Regions from separate parts of the Homo sapiens genome. Here all the other regions are linked to region 2. The links are chromatin loops, found by intact Hi-C in ENCODE. Cell type or tissue: endothelial cell of umbilical vein. All regions are shown on one strand.

Region 1 (8,000 bases), 1.3 Mb before region 2:
TCTCTCTTCAAATATTATATCATTCAACACTGCCAGTACAAAAGGTATTCAGATTAATTTTGCCGAACTATGCAAGTAATTTTCCATGTTAAAATACAGTTCTGTGGCCACATACTTTACAATGTACTGCTAAAGTACTAATCAACTTTAAAAAAAAAACATTAAAAAAGCAAGTGTCAGAACTCCGACAATAGCAAATCATAGATTGAAAAGAATGTTGTTGGATACAGACTTCATACCTCAAATCACCGAAAGAAATACTCATTTTGGCCAAGAATCGGGATCCAACCACGTATTTTATAAATATAGATTTCACCAAGGCATTTGTTTTCTGAAGCCTTCAACTATGCAACAGAAAAACAATTAAGAATTAACCTTTACAAAGGTCTAAATGTAAACAATTTAGCAAAGAGAAATAAACATGCTCACTCTTGGAACCTTTAAAATTAAGAGTCTCAGATTTGACAATAGTAAAAACAGAACTGAACAAAACATGCAGAAATACACTGTAAAGAACTGTTCCACAGGGTTTAATGACACTAACATCAAAATAAAGCCAAGCTTTGGAATACACGTTGGCTTCATAATAAATTGTCTTTCTATTCACTGTTAATGGGTTGAGGAGGTTTGCCAAACTACAAAATGTCCCTTTTGCACTAGCCTGCCTTATTTTGCAAAACAAAATTTTAAAAAATCATTGTATTTCTATTGGTGTGTGTTTGCAAAAGGTAACCTGGATAGTTAAACTGTAAATCCAGTCAAAAAGAGAAACGACCTCATTTCAGAAAACATTGATGATTTATTTTTCCAAAAAAAATCCTCAAAATTCTCTTTCCAAAATCAAAAGAAAAGTTTGACCCTTGAACTCAACTCACCCTAATTATCATTTATCCTTAAAATGGATACTTTCATCAAAATAGCGCAAACTCAGAAAAGGAGATAATCCATTATTAACTGAATGGAAGAAATGATGCAGGGGCTAGCAGCCAGTGTATTGGTTAGATGATATCTCTTGAGGCCGTAAGAGCGAAAGCTCCTGAAAGGCAGGACTCTGTCTTGGTTACCATTTTATTTATATAAAACCTAGTCTATCATAGCACAAGACAGGCATGCAGTGATAAATGTTATCAATTTGAATAATGCCTCTTTATAGGAATATAACACTGTATTGTTATCAAGGTATTTTCACACACATTAATCTTATGTGACCTCTCAACAACTCTGTTGAACTCTGTAGAGAGGAAATTAAGTCTCCAGGAGATTAAGTAATTCATACAAGGCTGAATATAGAAAGAAGCATGCTGACATGAGAATGTAGGTTTTCTTTTCCTTCCCCCAAAGCAATCTCATTTATTTCTCACTCCCCACCACAAAGTGCCAAATACGTACATCATAGGATTATACTCATTCAGAACAGGTAAACTTGTCATCTAATCTAATGCTGAAGAGTGAAATGCTATTATTTTAAATCAAAATATTTCTAGGCTTGTGATTTTTTTTTACTGTTCCAACGAAAACAAACAACTCTCATCATTTTGGGTGGTTTCATAAAGAATGGAACTTCTCAATTCTATCTGCAGAATTCTACATCTGTATGATAAAATGTAAAATGCCCAGCCTTAGTAGCCCTTAACTTCTTTCTGGCTCCAGTTACCCAATCAGAAGTGAGGCAGGTAGGACTTTCCTGTATAAATTCAGAGGCAGTTGTGAGAAATAAATGAAATCCTGGATGTGAGAACTGGAAAATGTAAGGGCCCGGAGTGATGAGGGTGGATACGAATGTGCTCTCAAAATCAATCTTAAAAAGAGATTCCTGGAACCTCTATGGCCCCTATGCACGCAAACAAACCTCTTACCTCCACTTTGTCTATTAGATATGATGAATATTATAATTCCTTGCATTATTTCCTTTGTCTAAGTACTTGAGTCCAATTTTGGGAGCAAAGTGGGAGAGGAAATCATTACAGAGGCTGTTTAGATGCTAGATTCTGATGAACGTGACATGTAGAGGCAGCTGGGGCTAAGAGTGACACCAGCATGTGAACCTATTTCAGGACTGATATGCGTCTAATGTTTTCCATTCAGCCATATGACCTCTGTTGACTTCAATGGACAGTATATTTGTGAACCAATTTTAGGAGCCACTGTTCTTTTGCTCCCTGCTGAAGGTGGTTTCAATTGTTCTGAGGCCTAATATCATCTATAAACTTTGGGACCTGATATTTTTTCAGTGGGTTGAAATCCAAAAGCCCTCAGGTTCTTAAGGGGTTCAGATGGAAGATTCTTTTATCTGTGTCTTGAAAGCTCTAATAAAGAGAACTGAAATATAACAGTATGACATGTGAACTGAAGGGAACAGAAGACCTTTTTCCAAGTTTCTTGCACATTCCCTTAAAAGTAACCTGGGAACAAAGTGGGGGGAAAAACTGCTCAGTTCTAATGAGCATCTAATGGTTAGTAGCTCCAGAGAGTTACTTTGTGAATGCTTCAAAAATGGCTGAGGTCTTTAACCATTAAACTGCCAGAAAAAGTATGTCCTTAGTAAGTATCAGCAGAATAACTGACCAGTGTTTGAGAATCATCAACGTGTCCTTTTGACTTTCCAAATTATATAAGAATATTTTCTTTGACCTTCCCTGATTAACAGATCCGGATGTAACAATGACACTGCTTTGTTTGGGTGACTCAAGGCACATGGCACTGCACACTTTTGCAGGAACACATCCTACATTAAATTAAGTTAGAGGTGGTATTTGAAAAATAAATAAATAACGGAGTTCCAATTCACTGCAAATGGTACAGGAGGCCAGTAAGTGGGAGGCTTGCAAGAGAAGGACTTCTTTTAGAAAGATGTTTTACAGAACTTTTTCTGCATCATTAACTCTTCTGGAATCCTGAACACAACATGATGAATTTCCCTGAAAAAGTAGCTACTGTTTAATTTTGAATCACTTCAAAGAGCCACAGTAGAAGGAATCAAAGAAAACCAAAAACACCAGTAGATGTGAAATTCGCTAAGGAAGAAAAAAAAAAAACAAAACATGAAGGTTCTAACAGATTTTGACCATGTACTCAAAATACCACTGATTATTTTACTAGTACAGTGTTTTACTGTTCCATGAGAATGAAATAAGTCTCTGTATTCATCAGAACACAGGATATTTTTATTACAATATTTGTGTCATAGCCTTTAAAAAAGGAACATAGTTCAAACCTTGAAAAGAATCTCTGTCTTAAAATGGTTCTTGATGTATGTGTGTGTTGTGTGTGTGTGTGTGTGTGTTTTACTATAAACAGATACGTAATTGGAGGTCCTTTATTACTGAAAGGAGTAAAAGTATACTGATACGTCAATTCGCGACATGTAGTTTTAGAAGAAAGATATAATTGCACAAAAGCAATTTGGAGAGTAGAAAAAGTAAGAAAGTTGTCTGAAGTAAGATAATGGTTGTTTAACTTTAATAATAATAATAGCTAGTCTTAAAAAAGTCTTTTGTGTAAAAATTGCCCAAGGGAAAAGAAAGAAAACCTCCTAAAAATTCCATATCCCCAAATACCACTAGATCAAAAACCATCTGGAAAATGTCAGATAATGGTATCCACCCACCTAAGAAATTCAGTAAACTTTGTCTTCAATTAGCATTTGAAATAATCGGCTAAAATTGAAATTTCTATCTGAAAACCCTCACAAGACAAACCTGGATTAGGAATCAGATTTTTAAAGTCTCCTTAAAAGGACCATCTGTTTATAAATACTCTTCTCACACTCTTTGATCTGTACCATAAGTTCACAGTAGAAGCACAGCAGAATTTAAAGACATATACACACAGCTACCATGAAGTCTAGTTACCACATACATATTTTGAGCTCGTCTCAAGTTTCCCTTGTTATGTAAGCACTTAGGAGCAATAAAATTTCACTTACATTCAGCAGCATTGTGAGTCCCAAAACAATAGTCAGCCTGACTGTACAATCCCTTCATTGGCAGTGGATAGCTCTGGTGTTTTATTTATGTTGATCACACTGTCAATGCTATATGGAATAACCATTTAGTTGCCTCTCTATTAGTCCATAACATTTTTATTACTGTAATTAAATGTCATTATCCATATTGAACTCTGTATTAGAAAAATCAAATTAGGTAAACTGAAATATCCAGAAAGAACTACAGAACTGTTGGGATTCACCCCCAGCACCCTGACGTCATCTTCAGACTTTGATGAGAAGGAAAAAAAAAAAAAACCATGAGTATTCACTTCTCACAGATAGAGGTCACTAATGGACTGAATTTGAATCACTGTAGCAGAAATCACAAAGTTATTAAAGTAATCTAGTGAAAAAGGAACTCGAATTGAAATTAAAGATATCAAAAGATGATTATCCAGAAAAGTCTGACCTGAATACAAATATTACATCACCTTGACCTTTTTTGAATCTTCTAAACAGAGAGCAAAACCAAAAGCCGCTCGGCACCCTTGCTGTTTTTTAACTTCAGACGCTTCAGATCCCAGAAGCAGGAATTCTTCCTTGTAAAGTACAAAGCTCAAGAGTCAAACTAGATCAGATGTTCACACTGGGTCTCTACAGAATAAAGCTTCTGGACTTGTACATACTTGAGCCTTTCTTAAAACCACAGCTTCAAACTGGGAAAATATAAAGTTGTCTAAATCCTAAATCAAACTCTCCAGCAGGCCAGAATATAAATGTAACGGGCATCAGAGAAGGTTCAAATTAGATCCAGCCGGTCAAAGTCAAACTCGTATATGATCACATCATCTGAAACCTAACATACAGGAAAAGCCAGGACTGCTTTGGGGACTCCAGGGTAGCCCAGCATGGTGTCATTTGGGAATCTACTTTCTTCTGCTAAAAGCATCCCCTGGAATTTCTAAAACTGCAATGAAACTACTGAAGTGTTAAGACATGGGCTTTAAAACAACAACAACAACAACAACAACAAAAAAAAAAAAAAAAAAAAAAAAAAAAACAGCATTCCTTCCATGCTAGGTTTGTAATAGGTTCTGCTACAGTACAGCTAGCCCAATTCTTTTTACAATTTCTTGTATCTCTACTGGCAGAGACATGGAATAATGTTTGAAATTTCATCTTCCAACCTCCTCCAGTCAAAGATATTTGCAACTCAACATGACAGTATGGTGTTGCACTGTCTTCAGTGATTATTAAAAAATCCCTAAATGGTTTAACCCTATCCTGTTTCGGGCTTTCAAGGAGGGGAGGAAGAGAAGTAGTATTCTCAGACGCAATAACGCTGTGGAGAAAGAAGTAACTTTTCATGGTATGCGTATTACCTACAGATTGATTCTCTGCTAATATGGTGGCTGGTGGCTTGCCCGTCATAAGTAGCTGGCCCATGTTGTTCAGTAATGAAAACAAGTGAGAATCTAGTTCTAACACTTCAAATACGGACCTAAAATTTTACATTCACACTGAACAACCTAATATATCCCTGGACAAATGCCAATCTGCATTCTATTTACCTCAAAATGTTGTTGTTTTTTTTTTTTGGGGGGGGGCTTTTCATTGGATATTTATTAAGGTCATACCGGTTAAGTCTACAGATAATATCGGTCCGATATGGAAGCTAGCCTTCAGATTAGCTTTTGGTTGTGAGAAATTAGACATAATAAATTTAGCAATAAGTCTGTGAGCGAGTGGACATGCTCCAAAGCGCCCTGAAACCCTGTGTGATTAAAGAGCCTCCCAGCTGAGTGGGGAGCAATAGCTCCCATTTAGAAGAGGCTTTGCATAGCAAATGCAGCATGTAAAGAAATCTAATCAGCACCTTGCACTCTTGAGCGAGCGTTTACACGGATTTGTGCCTTACACTTGGTTAGCTAACTGTAAGCTTTACAAGAGATTCTCTTACTAAAATTAATCAAAAGCTCTTGAAGACTGATTCCCATTCACAGGAGAAGACAGGATGAGTTTCCAGGCGAATAAATAATGATCATAATAAAGATAGCAGCAAACGCTGAGCTGCTTTGAAACTAAAAACTCAGTTGGGGGAAAGGGGGCGTCGGGGAGTTGGGGCTGGAATCTTTTTGCTTTTGGAGTGAGCTGCAGCTATTTTCTTAGCCTAAGTAAGGCTGCCGTTCGGGAAACGTGACCGTCTTCTCTCCGCTGCCGCCGCCTCAATGCGCACACGCGGCCACTCACTACCTTAGGACCACTGCGCATCAGGCCACCGAGAAAAATTCCGCCTCTCTGCAACACCACTAACCCCCTCCCCCAAACACACGCACACACACAGACACACATACGGACAGTCGTGGCAAATTCACATCACCAATAGCTAACACGTTTCACCTCACCCCTGAAAATGTAACTTCTAAAGTTCCTATTTTATGATGCCAGAAGGTGAAGGGAGGGAAGGAGGATTCCAGGGATGTCAAAAGGGGAAAGGATATTTTTTCCTCTTTGCTTGCAATATTTCACCCCTGAAATTTGCTGTCCAGCTAAACGAAGCAGGAGAGTAGGGAGTGGGCTCAAATCATTTTTTAAAAATGCTAAACGGGTGAGAGTGTGAAGGGGGGAGCGTGCGGTAAGTGAAATCCATGAACCATTTCTCTGGACTGAAGAATACTAAAAGCCCCTGGATTCACGTTCCAAATTTCCAAAGAGCTACAAGATGAGGCACCAGCTGGGGCTGAGGGTTCTCACCCACTCCTGGGGGAATTTGCCTCTCAGCACAGCTGCCCCTCTAACGTGACTAGTGATCTGCCAGCGCTCGGTGCTCATCCCCGGGATCTTGAACTTCGCCTCCCTCTTACTTTCTGCCAGACCCGCGAGGGCCAGGAAGGGCTCTGGGAGGAAGCGGGAGCGCAGCGGCGGGGCATGGAAGAAGAGGGTTGGGGGCGCGCGTTACCTGCAAAGGTTCTCGAGGTCTCCTTCCAGCCCTGGTGGTAATCCCGCTCAGCGCCGCGCCCTCCCCCAGATCCAAACTTTTGCTGGGTCCTCCGGGTGGCGGCGGCGGCGACGGCGGCGGCTGCTGGAGCCAAGCCCTGTCGCCCGCAGCGTCGGGGCGCGGGGGTGCGGAGGCCGGAGCCTCAGAGCGGCGCGCGCCTCCCCGCAGCGGGCCGGGGCCGGGGCGCCCAGCTCGCCTCGCTTGCTCTCGCCTACGTCCCCTACGGAGCTGCGGCATCGTCTTCCCCCGTCCTCCGCCACCACCGCCTCCAGGGTTCGGGCATGCCACTTTCTCTTGGCTTCGGCCGCCGCGACCCCCGCCTTCTCTCCTCCTCCGCCTCCCCCTCTCCGCTTCGCCAAGCCAACGAACCCCAAAAGAAGTACAGCGAGCGGGGAAGGCGGCAGAAAGCTGCCCCGCGGCGCCGGAGCTCCTCGGATTTGGAGGATCCCGGGACTCGGCGGGAGAGCTAGGCGGGCTCTCCTCCGACGCGTGTGTGCGGACAGCTCGGAGCCGGGCGTGCGGCGCTGCGCGGGGGCGGGCGCAGGGCTCGCTCCAAGTGCTGCGCCCGCCCGGCGTGGGTCTGGAGGCTGCTCAGACCACACTACTGCCTCAATCCGACGCGGCCGGGCTAATGTAGGCGCCGCGGCCCCCACCCCTACCCCTCCTGACACCCCCGGATATGTTTACAGTAATGAATTCGCGGGATCGCCTCCGCAGCTCCCGCGCTCCTCCTCTCCCTCCGTCCCTCGCGCTCTGGCGCGCTCCGCTCCTGGAGCCCTCTTTCTCTCCCTCCCTCATTCCCTCCCTCTCTCCCGGAGTCCCTCCTACTTTTCTGGTTTAAAGAATGCTTGGGAGGCGCGGCTGCTACCCAGTGATTTCCAAGAGGCAAAGTCAGACTTGGCTTTTAACCCTGTCCTCTCTGAAAAGAGTTGAAGAGCGCCTGGCTAACCCGGCAGATGCCACCCTGACCTTCTCTCTATCTACCCGGCACATGCCGTTCCTACCACCAGTCCTTAGGGATAATGTCACCATCTGAACCCTGAAAGGAGAATTCCCCATACCTGCTTAATGGTG
Region 2 (8,000 bases):
CCCTTCTCATTTTCATGACCATTTTGGAATCAGCTTATAAATTTCTATTTTAAAATTGGCTGGATTTTAATAGGGGTTCATTCAATATATAGAAAAATTTGAAAAGAGCCGTCTTCATAATTTAGTGTTTACGTATATAAAAAATGGGATGTCTCCATTTATTTAAATCTTTAGCAATGTTTTATATTAGTGCACAGGTCTTACGCTTTTTGGTTAATTTTATTCTTAAGTATTTTTTGATGCTATTATAATTTAAAATTTTATTTAATGATTGTTTATTGCTATAGTATGAATATAGTGTTTATTTTTGTGTACTGAGTTTGTATATTGTCATTTTTTTTAACTCAATGATTAGTTCTAGCAGGAATTTTGTGAATTCTTTAGGATTTTGGCATTCGGGACCACATCACCCGAAAATAAAATCGGTTTTCATATCTCCTTCCAAACTGTATAACTTTTATTTCTTTTCTTTTCTTTTTTTTTTTTTTTTGTCATATTTCACTGGCTAGAATCTTTAGTGCAATTTTAAATGGACGTGTCAGGAGCAGTTATTTTTGCCTTGTTCCTAACCTTACACTCAGTCTTAAACCACCAAAGGTGATGTTTACTGTAGATTTTCTAGATACTGTTATTAAGGTGAGGAAGTTGCCTTCACTTTCTAGTAGTTGAGACCATTTATCAGAAATGGATCTTGAGTTTCTCAAGTATTTCTAAATATATTTGTTGAAATAAATGTGTGATTATTTTGTTCTTTATTTTGTTAAAATAGTGTGTTACATTAAGTGCTTTTAAAATTTTAAACCAATCTTTCATTCCCATTACAAATTCTATTTAGTTCTGATATATCATAGTTTTATATGTTGAAAGATTCTATTTGCTAATATTGTTAATGGCCACATATTTTGTCTATATTTTTGAAATAACATAGATTTTTGCTTCTGTGTTATTGGTCTGTAGTTTTCTCGTGATGTCTTGATCTGACTTCGGTATCAGACTAATACCGATCTTCAAAAGTGAGTTGTAAAGTATTTCCTTCTCTGTTTTCTGAAATACTTTGTAAGGACTGATATTTCTTCTTTAAACATTTGTTAGGACCCTCTCCAGTGAAGCCATGTGGAATGGACCTGTTCTTTCTAGGAAGAGTTTTAATAACTAATTTATTTGTGTTACTTGTTATAACCCTACTCAGATTTTCTATTTCTTCTTTTATCAATTTTAGTAATTTGTATCTCTCTTTCAAAAAAGTTATTGATTTGGCTATGTTGTATAAGAAAGAAATTCAAGCCTCAGGAGGACAAGTCTGGGAATTAGGGCCCCAAGATAAGATCTGGCTTTTTCTTTGAGATTGTGTTGTTTGGTAAGACATTTCATTTCTGTGGGCTGCTAAACCTGTCACTTCGCCCTAGAAGGAATTGACAAGATAACCTTTGAGGGACCAACAATAGATTCTTTCACATTAGGCAGAGGAGAATATCCAGTTAAACAATCAGCCATTTATTTGTTCATTATTAGATGCTTTATTTTGAAAGTTCTCATTTTGTTTATGAGTGTTATTTGTTGCTGATGTTTTGTTTTTGTTCTGTTTTTTGATATTGTATATTCAAGGTTTGAAAATATTTACAATAACAGGCCTATTGTCCTATTGTTTCTAGAGCAGGAGGCATGAATAACTAGGGAAACTCATCTGAAAAGCAAATATAAAATTTCATGACATTTTACACTTTTTGGCAAGTCCTGGGATTGGAGAAACAGCAATTTGACAGTCATGGAAACTTTTTCTCTCATTACAAATCTACAGGTTTATATGATTTGTAAAAATAATCAACATCTTAGGAATCACTGCATCATTAATAACACTTTCTATAAAACATTACATTTACTTCCATTTATTCTAGATTTCTTAATGTAATAAAGTAGTATTCAGATATGAAATATGGCCTAACCCTGTGGCTTTCAAATATGTTTTTCTGTGACCCATAATAAGAAATGCATTTTATATCACAAGTTAGAACAGACATAATATCTCCTACTCCCCAGCCCCCAGGACACATAGTCATAGACATAAATATTTCCAAAGTAGTACTTGGAGAGTGTAAAAGTGCACTTCAAAATTGCTATTGTGTTTCACTTTATTTGGTTTCCTTCTTTTGTCAGGGTGGCAGAAGAGGATAACTCATTAAATGGATTTTATCACTCATTAATGGTCACTAACCACAGTTTGAAAAGTATTGGTCTAGTAAATGTAATTGGCATTTAACTAATGCACCCTGCAGAGCTCGAAAGCAGTCAATCTTCCAAAGGTGGTAGGCTCATATTATTTAGAGAGCTGTTCAGAGCAGACTAGTGGATAGATCATTAAAGAATGTCCTTTAATATGCAGAGAGAATTGGGAGATGCCATATTTGTTTGAGGAATTAATTTTATGTTTCAATACCACCACCACTTATCATACCTACTCTACCCATACTTTGTCCCTAATACAACAACTTATAAGGTAAAAGGATGTACAGACAGGTCGTTTTTGCAATCAGGGTAACCTGAATTTAACTCTAGGTCCCATTTAACAAAGGACCACAAACTGGGAGTTAAAATAACAGAATCTTATTGTTTCACATCTCTACGGGCTTTTAGTCAAAAATCAAGGTGTCTGCAGGGCCATGCCCCCTCTGAAATCTCTACGGCAATCGTTCCTGGCCTCTTCCTGGCTCTGCTGGTTTGCTGGCCATCTTTGCAGGCTTTGGCTTGCAGCTGTATAACTCCAATCTGTTTCATCATCATTACACAGTGTTTTTCCTGTGTGTTTCTGGCTTTATGTGGCTCCATTTTCCTATGCACCCCAATTATATTGGATTAGCTGCCCCCCTTACTCCAGTATGACCTCATCTTGACTAGTTGCATCTACAACAACTCTACTTCAAAAGAAGGTTGCATTCGGAGGTACTGGAGGTTACCACTTCATCATATCATTTTGGGGGAGACACAATTCAACCCAAAACACTAGGAATCTCATTTCTGCACACATTGTTTCCTCTCAGGTTTTATCTGTGTTAGCAGATATGAGTCTACTCTCAGAAGATTTAGAGAGAGGACTATTGATGAAATTAGTGATACCAGATGAAAGGGAAAAAAATGTTGATTTCAAGTAGGGAAACTTCAGAAGGAAAATAATTTAATTGCAATTCCACCTAAGGCTGTGTCCCATTGTATCACCCAGAATCCTCTCAAGCACCACTCTTGACAGACAGGATCTCATTTCCTTTCAACTCCAAACTTTTGACACGGACTCTGGGATTTTTCTCTCTCCTCTTCTTTGGCCTGGAAATAATCCTAAATTCCTAAAGTCATCAATTCCAGTGTAACAACTCTAGTTGGGTTCACTGTTATTTCGTTGTTATTTGCAAGAATGCTGAGCTTTGGATTAAAAGAGAAAAAAAGAAAGAAATCCATCGGCGGCTGACTGGCTTTCTCCTGCAGAACCAGAGGCCGGAAAATAAATGTTTGCACCTTTAATGACCTCCATTGTCCTGACTTCACAGAATCCCCAGGGGCAGCTAATCCCCTGGAACAATACAGTACAGATGTTTCACACGATAAGAGGGCTAATTCCAGACCAATCAGAGTCACTCCAAATGTCAGCATTCCAAAATAAAGTTAAAATATGGGGCAAACAGATGCAACCTCTACAGTCGGAGCTCTTTGTCAGTGATCTCTGCTTTGTTTAAGGCCATGGCCACTTTCTCCTTAGTGAGAGCTGAGCTGTGCAGGGTGTTCTGCTGTATTTGCTGTATTCACTACTTTTATAAGTTCCCTTCCAGATAAATATTGCTCAACATTTTCCGGACTTTTACACCCTCCTCTGTCTCTGTGAAAATTACCAGTAGGCAAAGCAGTTAGGAATCATGGTTTTTAAATCTGAATGATAAAAATTTAAGTCGTGTTCAATGATTCAAAGTTTTGATGGAGGCAGAGAAAAAGTTCCCCAAATCTCCACTCTGACATGAAGAATTCCTTTGCTTAAATGAAAAATGTTAAGAAATTTGCTGGAGTTACCCAGGTACATGCTGTAAACTTTTTTTATTTTTGTGTTTGATATAAAAGTAATTCTAATATTACTACTAACTTCATGTTTATGAGTTAATAGTATAAGTGAATTTGATATTAATAATAAAGTATAATACACTTAATTCTTACCTATATTTTATTTTATAATTTACTATTTCATCTATAGATTATATTTTGTAATTTTTTTACTTTAAGAATCACACAGACTTAACTGTTTTTCCATAAAAGATAGATTATATTCAATGTACAAGTCAATGAAAAAATTTTCTCAACATATAAAACATTAAAATGTGAAGAATCAAATATTAAGGTTCAGAAAATGTGGAAATTCTAAGTCCTATATAAAACTATCTACATTGTAGAGATCCAGAGATGCTTTTGATTAAAAAAAAAAAAGACTTTATGCTTTTGGGATTCTTTTAGAATTTGATTTATTTTTTAACCATTTTAGACCCATGGTTAAAAAATTATTATTTGAGTATAAGACAGTAAAACGATTCCTAAGATTCATGAGAGGGTCTATTTTTTTTCTCTGTGTAAATCTAGCTTGGCTTTAAACATTGTGACTCATCCCTCTGCCATCTATAAGTGATGAGAGTCATTCCATAGATTTTCAAGCATTGGAGCCAACGGAGTTGCTAAAATAAAATAATTGAAAGGATCAATTTATGACAATAAGTTATCTAGTGTATTTCATTGGAAAAAAATTGTGCCCTATGACAAGCTTCCAGGTTTAAAATAAGGCAAACAATATAATCTGGTGTCTATTTGGAGGAGGGGATCCAAAATAATTCTGCACCAGAGTTACATTTTCATATTATTTTGTTGAAACAAACTGCAAGCCTATTGTCATAGTTGAGATTCCACTTCACAAGGTTAGCTTTTCCCTTTTAGTTCTTTCTTGGCCTTATCAGCATAATCTCTTGTCTTCTCAAAGAATACCAGCTAAAATGAGGTTTTATGCTTATTTGCTTTACTTTTTAAATGTCCTTGTTTTCCTTTTGCTTGTTGAATTTTAAAATTATGAATCTATTTGGTTACAAAAAAAAAACAAAAAAGATGTGTATCTGTTTAGATTGATCGCCCATAATTCTTCTGGACAATAATCTGTATCTACCTAGGAGTTCGGTCATTTCTAGGTCACCATCATCAGCTGCTGATCAACACAATTGTTTGGCCAAATGGGGAATCTTATCTGAGTCACTGAAAGAACAAGAGAAAAACATAAAAAGAGAGGATATTAGTTCCCCCCTCCCCTGTTTGTCTCTTTTCCTGTTCCTATCTCTCCCTGTCATTTTTTATGTCCCCATTGTCTATCTTGTTTCCTTTTTTCATTATTATTGTTAATTCATAATCCTTTCTTTTGATTTTTTGAATACCTCTGTTGTAAAAGTTATTTCATAGTAAAGCTAGATTTCAGAGCAGACCAACAGAAAGATTTTTCTGTTAAATTAGCCCAATTACTTATCCACTTATCATCATCATATATCATCTTTTCCCTAAATTCTCTCTTTCTCTCTCCGTATTACTATTATTTTTTTTAGAGACAGGGTCTCATTCTGTCTGTAACTCAGGCTGGAATGCAGTGGTGTGATTATAGCTGCCTGCAACTTCAAACACCTGGGCTCAAGTGATTGTCCTAGCTCAGTCTCTCAAGTAGCGAGGACTAAAGGTGCACATTGCCATGTTCAGCAATTTTTTGTAGACGTGGGGTCTCTTTATGTTGTCCAGGCTGGTCTCAAATTCCTGGTCTCAAGTGATCTTCCTGCTTCATTGGGATTACAGGTGTGAACCAGTATGTCTGGCCAAATTCTCAGTTTTAAAGTAGTTTTCTTGTTGTGTTTCTCTGCTTATCTGTTTTCACTCCACTTCTTGAAAAATAATATCAGGATATAATTGGAAATTTGTGAATCTGAACTACTGTTCAGCCTTGCCAGCAGAGCTATAACTAACCCATTGGCATGTTTGTTTGTTTGCTGGTTATTTGTTTTCACTATTTTCTCAAAGCAGCCTGTACCCAGGAGTTGAGTAGTTAGTAGCCCTAAACATTTACAAGATGGTTGTTCAGTGAACATGTTTGTTTGAGAGGATAATCCATGTAGTATGTTTCTTCAAGGAGAGGCCAAAGTCTTTCCAACTCAGTTCATGATAAATTTATGTCTTGACAGCTGAGAATGGAGTTTTAGTATTTAAGCCAACAGAGTTGATTTTTAAAATGTTCATTTAAACAGCTCACATAGAAATAATGATGTGGTCTTTGTACTTGAAAAGACCCTTATGGAACATGAATAATAATTTTAAAGACTGCATTTGGCTGCTGACTTGGTTGATTAGTGTTCCCATAAAAACCTTAATTCCAATGTGTGAAAAAAAATACTGTGTGAATATGTAAGCCAAATTGATACTAACTATAAGACAACAGGCAAAAAGCCATGGAAGTTCAGGACCTTTGCAGAAGAAGAAAATACTATTTATAAATGACTAAATCTGTGGGGATAAGGATGGGAAGAAAACGCAGTGTTTGGCATCAACTGGTCATATGAAAAAGATGGCTAATTTAGCATTCTACAAAGTATTTCTTAGAAGCAAAACCCTGGAGATCTATTAGATCCACTGAAAATGCATGGTTTGTCATCATTAATACAACATTAATAAGTGAATTGAATAAATATTACTTCTATCAAATTAAATTCATGAGAATAATATTGAGCCTTTTTTGCTTTTCTATTTGATCAAATCTCTTCTTCTAAAATATGCTTTGTTTAATCTGTTCTGAAAAGTGTTATCATGGACTTCTTGGACTATTTTATAATTTGGTTCTTTAAAGTGTTAAGCTAATAAGAAAACTATGCATGAAGATCATTATCTGAACATTTGTTGGATCATTTATCACAGAGAAGAAATTTTTAAATATTCTGGGACATTTTTGTCTGGAGCCATAAGTTGAAAGAGAAAACTTATGTAAAACAATAAGATTTTTTCTGGTCACGTGCCATATTTCCTGATCCATTGTGTTTGGCACCAGGAAACAACTTGGCATGAGCCAGTAAGAAATCCATCAGCAACTGTGTCAACTTTATCACTTCCTGAGCTCATGCTTGCAGGAAGTGGATACAAAAACAATGATTTTAAAAAAGCAAAATGTCTCTTTGCTATTTGAAAAATAAAAAAATACACATTTAACACTTACTTGCCATCTACCTAGAGTAAATAAACTAGATATTTCTCCTAACAATAGACAATGAATATATTATAATGCATCACATGAGCCTTCATTTCTGAAATAAAATTAAAAATGCATTTCCTTTTTTAAATTTGTTTGTTGTGCTTTTTAAAAACTGAAACAGACCATATGAATTTAAGTGTGTGTTTAAGAGATAGGAAAAAAGGATGATGAATGTAATGTCAAATTCAGAAACATTACAAGATGCTACTTGCAGAGAAAAATAGTTATTTTACTCCAAATGACTAAGAAGATTCACAGAGCAGTATGTCAGAAACACTTCACTGGGGCTTTTAAACGAAATGAAAATACACAAAATGTTTCCCAATGCTATGTTTGGATAAGAAAACATAATAATTAAAAGGCACAAAATCTGTTTACGTGGTACCTTGATCTTTCATGCCATGGACTGTGAAACAAACCCGTTCTTAGCCCCATTCCCTCTGGATCCAGTTTGGCTACTGGCACTCACCTGATATGTACCTGATGTTTGCAGCTGAGATAAAAATAAGTGATCATTGCTAAATATGTATTCCCTAGAAAATACACTTGGATTTTTAATAGAGTTTTATTGCCTCTCCTACTACCAGAATTCCTTCCTAAGAACTCTGCCTCCAAACCTGATTAACTCCTACATGATCTATTAAATGTAAATAGTCTTTGGATGAAATTGTCCATCAGAATGACCTAAATATTCAGGCAGGCAGGCAGACAG
Region 3 (8,000 bases), 70 kb before region 2:
TTGCCATGTTTGCCAGGCTGGTCTTGAACTCCTAACCTCAAGTCATCAGCCCGCCTCAGCCTCCCAAAGTGCTGGGATTACAGGCATGAGCCACTGCACCAAGCCAGAGCTGCCATCTTGAGCATTTCTTTTCCCTATTTCCTCCCTGCATTCATTGGTGCAAGCTCCCAGCTTGCTTGTCAATGTCTGCAGCTCAACTTTCCAGGCTGCTCTTTGTTAGAAAATTATTTAGGGCTGCTTTCATTAAAGAGAAAAGCCTTACCAAAGGCTACTGTACCCTCACTATCTGCCTAAATAATTTCTTCTTAACTCCTGTAGTCCAGGTATCGACTACACACAGAACCTTATAAATCTCAATCATCCCACCTCCTCATCCATATGTGGATGTTCTACTTTTGAAAATATAAAACAAATATAGTTGTTTTTCATTAAAATATCTGTATGTAGCACCATCTTAGAATCTCTTTCTCTCTTATCTGTTGATCTACCTATTATCTTTACAGATTCCTTATATCTTATATCTTGGTTTGTTCTCAGTGGAAATATTTTAAATTGATTATTTAGGAAATTGTTTGTACAATGTTAAGATTTTGTAAACTCTAAAAGATAAGAAAGGTAAGAAATGTGCTTATTTAGCTAAAATTTAGAATCAGTAATAAGATGGAAACAAAGGAAGAAAATGGGAAGCATACTTTTTTGAAACGTAAAACATCACTGGGTGACTTTATTACCTGTATCTATTACCTCAATTTAGGATCCCACTTTAACAAGTATTTGTAACAATCTTCTGCTGTGTCAAATGCTGTAATGAGAATTTTCCATATATTATAACACTGGATCCTCAAAATTATACTGTCAATTAGGTATATTACAGCTATATTGGAAAGGTAAAATTGTGGTTTATTGAGGAAAATTCACCAAAATTAATTCAACTAGGACTGAAGCTCCTGGAATTAAGATAAGGTAGTTGGAAATATAATAGATAGGCATTTGCTTTTTCAACTATAGTTCTGCAGGATATCTCTCAAAAACTTCTGCTTCTCTGGATTTCCACTGCCTTCACTTGATTCAAGTTTTCAAATCTCTTTATTGGTTCTATCCTAGTCCCCTACCATCATTATCTTGCCACAGTGGTTGATTCTGTGATTAGGTTAATGTTTCAGAATACTATTCTGTCTTTTCAAAGATCAAATTTATACAAACATTTAAGGACCTACTATCTTCATAACATTAGAATAAATACTATGACAAATGAAAGCACTAAGAAGATGTCCCTTCCTTTAAAGGGTCTATAGTTTATTTGGACAGGTGTTGAGATGTATCAACACAAAGTTAAAACAATACAGAGTAGTCTATTAGTGCCCATATACGGGTATGAGAATTATATTACAGAGAACTAATTTTGAGAGTTTGAAATGCTGGGAAAGGCTGTAACTTGGAATGGTTGAAAAGACTATAATGAAAATAATGTAGCCTAAAAGAGGATCTGAAATATTTGGATAATTCATTGGGGAGAATGAAGGATGTTTGGAGGGTAAAAAAAATACACAGGTGAGAATAAACATGGAGTTTTGCCACTATAATAGGCTCCTCCTAGGGTCAGTGAACCAGGAGTTCTCCATGATGCTGCTCTGGGACCTACAGTTGCATGGATAATTTTGGACTAAATTAGGGAGAGTTTTGATGTTCTACTTCAGAACTTAACATTTTGTGAAAGTCATAGAGAGCCACTGAAAATCTGTGGGTGATAACTCATCATAAAAATTCAAGATTTTAAAAAACTAAATCTAATAAATTATTTTGGATGAGACCAAGTATGAGAAGAAGGGTTAAGAAGTTTGGAAGAAGAAATGGAGCCTGAAAGCTAAAGGAATAAAATTAAATAGGAACATTTAAAAAACCATATTCTCCTAGATGTGAGTTAGAGTTATACTTAGTACTCCTTGGAAGCTTAAGAATGTCTTGTCCTCTTTTCTTGGTTCAATATTTAATAAATACCTGTCATGGAACTGTGTTGGGATGAGAGGAAAACAAAGAAGAGATAGAGTGATCCCAGCATTTTAATCTCAAACTACTGCCCTAGATATCTGGATAGAAGCAAAGACTGAGAGCAGTTTAATTTGGGATAACTGCTTTTATTGCAAACATCTACATGAAATCAACACCTTGTGAAAATGTGTTTTTCTACTCTCAATATGCACTTGATCTTTTTGCACATCTTACACTTTTTTCTGGTAAGATTATAAATATGAATCAAGCTCTTTTGATTACTCATGCTGATTAGATCAAGTAAATTAAATAGTAAGGATGGATGAACATGTATAACCAAAAATATTTAAAATACTAAAAAGAAACCTTAATATAAAATTACTTTCCAGATGTAAGTTTATTTAAATGCTCTGTTATTCTCATGTTATATTATTAACCAAGGAAATAATCATTAATTCAATCACTCAACATGGCTTTAGATGGGGGCACAGCAGTAAATAAAACAAAGTTCCAGTTTACCTGAACATTTATGTAAATATTTACATATAGGATTTAGAGATTGTATTAATTCTCATACAAAAATTTTACACAAGCATCAGAACATTATATACGAAAAGCATCTTCCTTTCATGGTGAGAAAGATCTGGGCTTTTTGTCTGAGTAGAATAGATCACAGCCACTATGCTTCCATTTTAGTTTGAAAATTTTTCCAGCTCATTACAGCTTACGAGGATATTCATCCCAGATCACCCTTTATTTTTTCCTCATCCCATTTCTCTGTGTTCGGGTAACCCTATAATGACATAGAAAAATAATAGGTGATGTTTCTAGTTCTCAGTCTTCCACTCACCTGTTTTGTAATTTTAAGCAAGTCACATAAGCTTATAAGCTTTCATTATCTAATTTGTGGGAAAAAATTAAGACTCTAATGAGGAAACATTTAATTGAGACACTGGGGATATGTAAAAGCATCAGGCATGGTGTCAGGAGCCTCAATTTTGCTTGAATTTTTTTTTAAAATTATGTTTAATAATAACTAAGAAAAAGAAACTTTGTATGCGAAAACGAAACAAAAAAAACTAACATTTGATGGAATAGTTTTAATGCAGAATTAAAGTTTAAAGAAGCTGAAATAAAAGAATTTGAAAACATTTCATTTTGGAGCTAACATTTCTAGGAGTGACAGAGCTCCTCACACTCATGTGTTTGATGAGAAATAAATTTACCCTCCCCTGTTTCTGTCAGTGCTCAGGTAGAAGAAACCTCTCGGAGGCTGAGAGGCACCAACAGATCAACTAGAATAGTGCTGTGGTCACAATGGGTGCTCAATTATAGTTATTATAAATACCATCAATGTTCATACTACAAAAGGAGTGTAGTATATTTCTTTAATTGAAGAAAGTATATTTACCATATGTTTCCAATAGTGTAAAACACACCAGCTGGCAAATCTTGGACATTCAGCGTATGTTTTTATGATTGATTTCTACTCTATAAATCCAAGAAATACTTATGAATCTTCTCGAATGTGTTGCCTGCTAAGATGTATTGTAAATGCTTGAAAGACGTTGTTTCCTCTTTGCCTTCCACGCCCAAACCAAAATAGTCTAGATTTTCCTTGCTTTGAATTAGCAGCCAAAATGACTTCACTCTGTAAAAACTTAAGAGTAAGCTCAGCCAAAAATTCAGATACACTTACATCCATACCCATACCCAGAACAAAGAGCTTAGAAAAGCTTCGCTTGGCCTATTTGTGTCATTATTATGTAGCAGGAAGTGTTGCTACAGGAAGTCAAAAAAATTACCTAATAGGTATGCTTACTCATCAACTCAAATAACTTTTTGAGGGGAAAAAAATGTGTATTTCTGTTACAGTGAATAGATTTAGAAATATTTATCTCAGGTCTCATTCTATTTTGAATTGTGTCAAAGACAGATAAAAAAACTAGTTTGCCAAACAAGGGAGATGAATTTCTTTTTTCTAGATTTTTCTTTATATGTTTTATCAAAGTATTGCATAGTACTTGCAGCTGATTGACATTTCCCTCCAGAAAGGCTAAAGAGTCATAAAGAGAGTGAAGGGGGAACTTGAGTTTTACTGCACAGGTCTTCCGGGTGTAGTGTGTAGAATTTAGGAGCATAAAATTAAGGATGGGCTGCATTGAGAGATTGGCATGGTAATATTTGTAAGAGGCTCAGTGACACATCATTATCCTAGATCAGAATACAACTATGAGTTTACTTCCTCCGATTGTGTATCCCCCAAGCTTAGAACCATTTTATATACAACTTTTCCAGGCAACTAATAAAAGCACAGATGAGGGTAAAATTGGAATAGCTATAAAAAAACGCCCTCACATGGGTAAGAGGGTAGTTGGGGGTTGAGAATTGGCACCAAATACCACCCGAAAATGAAATGTTCCTATGTATTAAGCCTTAATCAATTGATATTTACTTCTTGTGAATGGCTAATATTTAAACATCAGTCTGTAGCAGAACTGAGAGAGGGTCTATAGAAAATAATTTTCTTATAACACAAGGCAAATCTTAAAAAGTTCCAAATTGCTAAAGCACATAGGACTATCCTTTCCCTTTGCAATTTGCATCCTCAATGTCTTTTGTCATGTTCTCGGGAAGGCATACACTTTTACTTCTTTTTTTCTTTCTCGTTCCTTTCTTTTTTTTTTTCTTCCTTTATTTTTTTGCCACTGATCCTCCCTATATTTCCTTAAGGATAAAAGGCACCCTTATGTGAAATCTTCTCACCTCAGTGTAGTGCTGTTACATGCTGCTAGGAAGCCCCCAAATTCAAATCTAAGGTGACACCACACTCTTCCTTGCTTGGATTCTTGCAGATGTGACATCACCACCATCCCCTTCCTGGAAACATTGTTTGCCTTGCCCCCCTCACTGTCACCCTCTGCCCACTTCTCCTGCTTCCCTCTACTCCACAAACTCCTGGAGATCTTGTCCACTGCCAGGGCTCCTTGCAGCTAGAAGCTGACCCAGGCCTTCCCAGGTCACCTCTCAGCTAACTAGCTTAGTCTCCTTTCTAAGGCAACTCAAATCAGTGCCTTGAGCGGGTGAAGAATGTCAAAAGCAGGTTGCTGGGTCACTCTGCAAGGTTCACAGAACAACCTTGTGTTCTCAGTGTGTCACTTCAGTCCTCATATTTTTATCGTTTAATTGATACATAATATTTTACATATTTATGGGGTTCATGTGTTATTTTGTTCCATGCATAGAATGTGCAATGATAAAGTCAGGGTATTTGTGATATCATCCCCTTGAGTATTTATCATTTCTATGTATTGGAAAAAATTAAAGTCCTCTCTTCTGGCTACTTTGAAATATACAGTACATTGTTGTTGACTAGTCACCCTACTCTTATCCTATCTTTTCTTATCCCTCCTAACTGTATGTTTGTGCCCATTGACCACCTTATTTTCATCCACCTCTCCCACCCATATACCCTCTCCAGCCTCTCCTATCTATCTTTCTACTCTACCTCCATGAGATCAACTATTTAAACTCCCTTATGAGTGAGAACATGGAGTATTCGTCTTTCTGTGCCTGGCTTACTTCACTTAACATAATGAACTCCAGTTCCATCCATGTTGTTGCAAATGATATGATTTCATTTTTTTATAACTGAATAGATTCCATAGAGTATTCATACCACATTTTCTTTATCCATTCATCTCTTGATGGATACTGAGGTTGATTCCACATTCCACATCTTTGCTATTGGGAATAGTGCTGCAATAAATGTGTGAGTGCAGATATCTCTTTGATAAACTGATTTCTTTTCTTTTGAATAAATAGCCAGTAGTGAGATTGCTGGATTGTAGGGTAGTTCTATTTTTTTAAAGAAATCTCCATACTGTTTTCCATTGTGGCTTCACTAATTTATATTCCTGCCAACAGTGTGTAAGACTTCCCTTTTCTGTACACCCTCACCAACATTGGTTATTTTTTGTATTTTTGATATAAGCCATTTTATGTTTGATGAGATGATATCTTATTGTGGTTTTGATTTGCATTTCCCTGTTGATCAGTGATGTTGAACATTTTTATTTAGTATATTTGTTGAAAATTTGTATGTCTTCCTTTGTGAAATGTCTATTCGTCTTTTGCCTACTTTTGAGTGGGATTATTTGTATTTTTTACTATTGAGTTGTTTGAATTTCTTATTTATTCTAGATACTAGTCCTTTGTTGGATAAATAGCTGCAAATATTTTTTTCCCACTCAGATTGTCTCTTCACTTTGTCAATTGTTTCCTTTGCTGTGCAGAAGCTTTTTTGTTTAATATAGTCCTATTTGTCTATTTCTGCTTTTGTTGCCTCAGCTTTTGAGATCTTAGCCACAAAATGTTTGCCTAGACCAATATCCAGAAATATTTTCCCTGTTTTCTTATAGTAGTTTTATAGTTTCAGGTCTTATGTTTAGGTTTTTTAATCCATTTTGAATTGATTTATGTACGTAATGAGAGATAGGGGACCAATTTCATTCTTTTGCATGTGGATATCCAACTTTCCCAGCACCATTTATTGAAGATGGTGTCCCTTCCCCAGTGTGTATTCTTCATGCCCTTGTTGAAAATCAGTCGACTTTAAGTATGTGAATTTATTTATAAGTTCTCTATTCTGTTCCATTGATCTATGTATTTGGTTTTATACAAGTACCATGCTATTATTGTAATTATAACCTTGTAGTCTATTTTGAAGTCAGGTAGTATGATGCCATCAGCTTTGTTCTTTTTGCTCAGCATTGTTTGGCTATTTAGGCTTCCTATTTCATACAAATTTAAGAATGGTTTTCTCTACCCCTGTGAAAAAAATGATATTTTGATAGGGCTGGCATTGAATCTGTAGATTACTTTAGGCATAATGGTCACTTTCACAATATTAATTCTTCTGATGTATGAGCATGGGATGTTTCTTCATTTGTTTGTGTCCTCTTAAGTTTCTTTCATATGTGTTTTGTAGTTTTCTTTATACAGGTGTTTTAGCTCCTTTATTAAATTTATTCCTAGGTATTTGTTTTGTAGCTATTATAAATGGGATTGACTTCTTGATTACTTTCTCAGCTAGTTAATTATTGTTATATACAAACACTACTCATTTTGGCATGTTGATTTTGTATCCTGCAACTTTACTGATTTTATTTAGCAGATCTAAAAGTTTTTAGGTGGAATCTTTAGTTTTTTTCTAGATATAAGATTATATCATCTGAAAAAAGGGACAATTTGAGGTTTTTTGCCCCCCCCCCAATTTGGATGCCTTTTTTTTGTTTTGGGCTTGGTTGCTCTGTCTGGGACTTCCAGTACTACGCCAAATAGGAATGGTGAAAGTAGGGATGACTGTCTTTTTCCAGTTCTTAGAGGAAAGGCTTTCCCCATTCGGTATGATGAGGTATGTTCCTTCTGTGCCTAGTTTATTAAAATTTTACTAAAAAAAGATGTTAAATTTTATCAAATACCATTTCTGCATCTATTGAGATGATCATACGATCTTTGTGCTGTATTCTATTTATGTCATGTATAACATTTATTGATTTGCATATCTTTCTTACATCTCAGAGATAAATTTCAGTGGAGCATTGTGTGTTATCTTTTTTTTTTTTTTTTTTTTTGATGTACTATTGGGCTTATTTTGCTAGTATTTTTTGAGGATTTTTGCACCTATGTTCATAAGAGAGGTTGGCTTGCCGTTTTATTTTTTTAAAAATTTATCTTTGTCTGGTTTTGATATCAGTGTGTGGTGGCTTCCTAGAAAGAATTCCCTCATCTTCAATTATTTGAAAGAGGAGAGAATTGGTGTTATTTCATTTTTGTTTTTTGTTTTTTGTTTTTTTTTTTTTGAGACGGAGTCTCACTCTATCGCCCAGGCTAGAGTGCAGTGGCGTGATCTCGGCTCACTGCAATCTCCGCCTCCCAGGTTCACACCATTCTCCTGCCTCAACCTCCCGAGTAGCTGGGACTACAGGCACCTGCCACAACGCCAGGCT

The links. Peaks named below come from ENCODE experiments on the same cell type or tissue, not always from the same donor. Only the 100,000 strongest peaks of a DNase experiment are listed, where the experiment ranks them.
Region 1: it touches region 2 in a loop (7-fold over the local background); 4 of 110 quality-filtered maps call a loop at or near these places.
Region 3: it touches region 2 in a loop (6-fold over the local background); 4 of 110 quality-filtered maps call a loop at or near these places.

The regions. Positions count from the first base shown.
Region 1 is chr14:85,532,881-85,540,880 of GRCh38, reverse strand. The region is part of intron 1 of FLRT2 (fibronectin leucine rich transmembrane protein 2); the gene reads right to left. Among named protein-coding and RNA genes, the nearest start is that of FLRT2-AS1, 5.2 kb to the right of the region's middle. In endothelial cell of umbilical vein, a CTCF peak has its summit at 4,262; DNase peaks (open chromatin) are centred at 4,160, 4,470, 5,260, 7,710 and 1 weaker place; H3K4me3 peaks cover 5,024 bases; H3K27ac peaks cover 3,617 bases.
Region 2 is chr14:84,250,159-84,258,158 of GRCh38, reverse strand. The region is part of intron 1 of LOC105370603 (a long non-coding RNA gene); the gene reads left to right. Among named protein-coding and RNA genes, the nearest start is that of LINC02305, 340 kb to the right of the region's middle. In endothelial cell of umbilical vein, no CTCF peak of the experiment used is centred here; DNase peaks (open chromatin) are centred at 3,598, 5,228, 6,228, 7,068 and 2 weaker places; H3K27ac peaks cover 4,936 bases.
Region 3 is chr14:84,319,860-84,327,859 of GRCh38, reverse strand. No RefSeq gene overlaps it. Among named protein-coding and RNA genes, the nearest start is that of LINC02305, 410 kb to the right of the region's middle. In endothelial cell of umbilical vein, no CTCF peak of the experiment used is centred here; a DNase peak (open chromatin) is centred at 3,679; H3K27ac peaks cover 1,240 bases.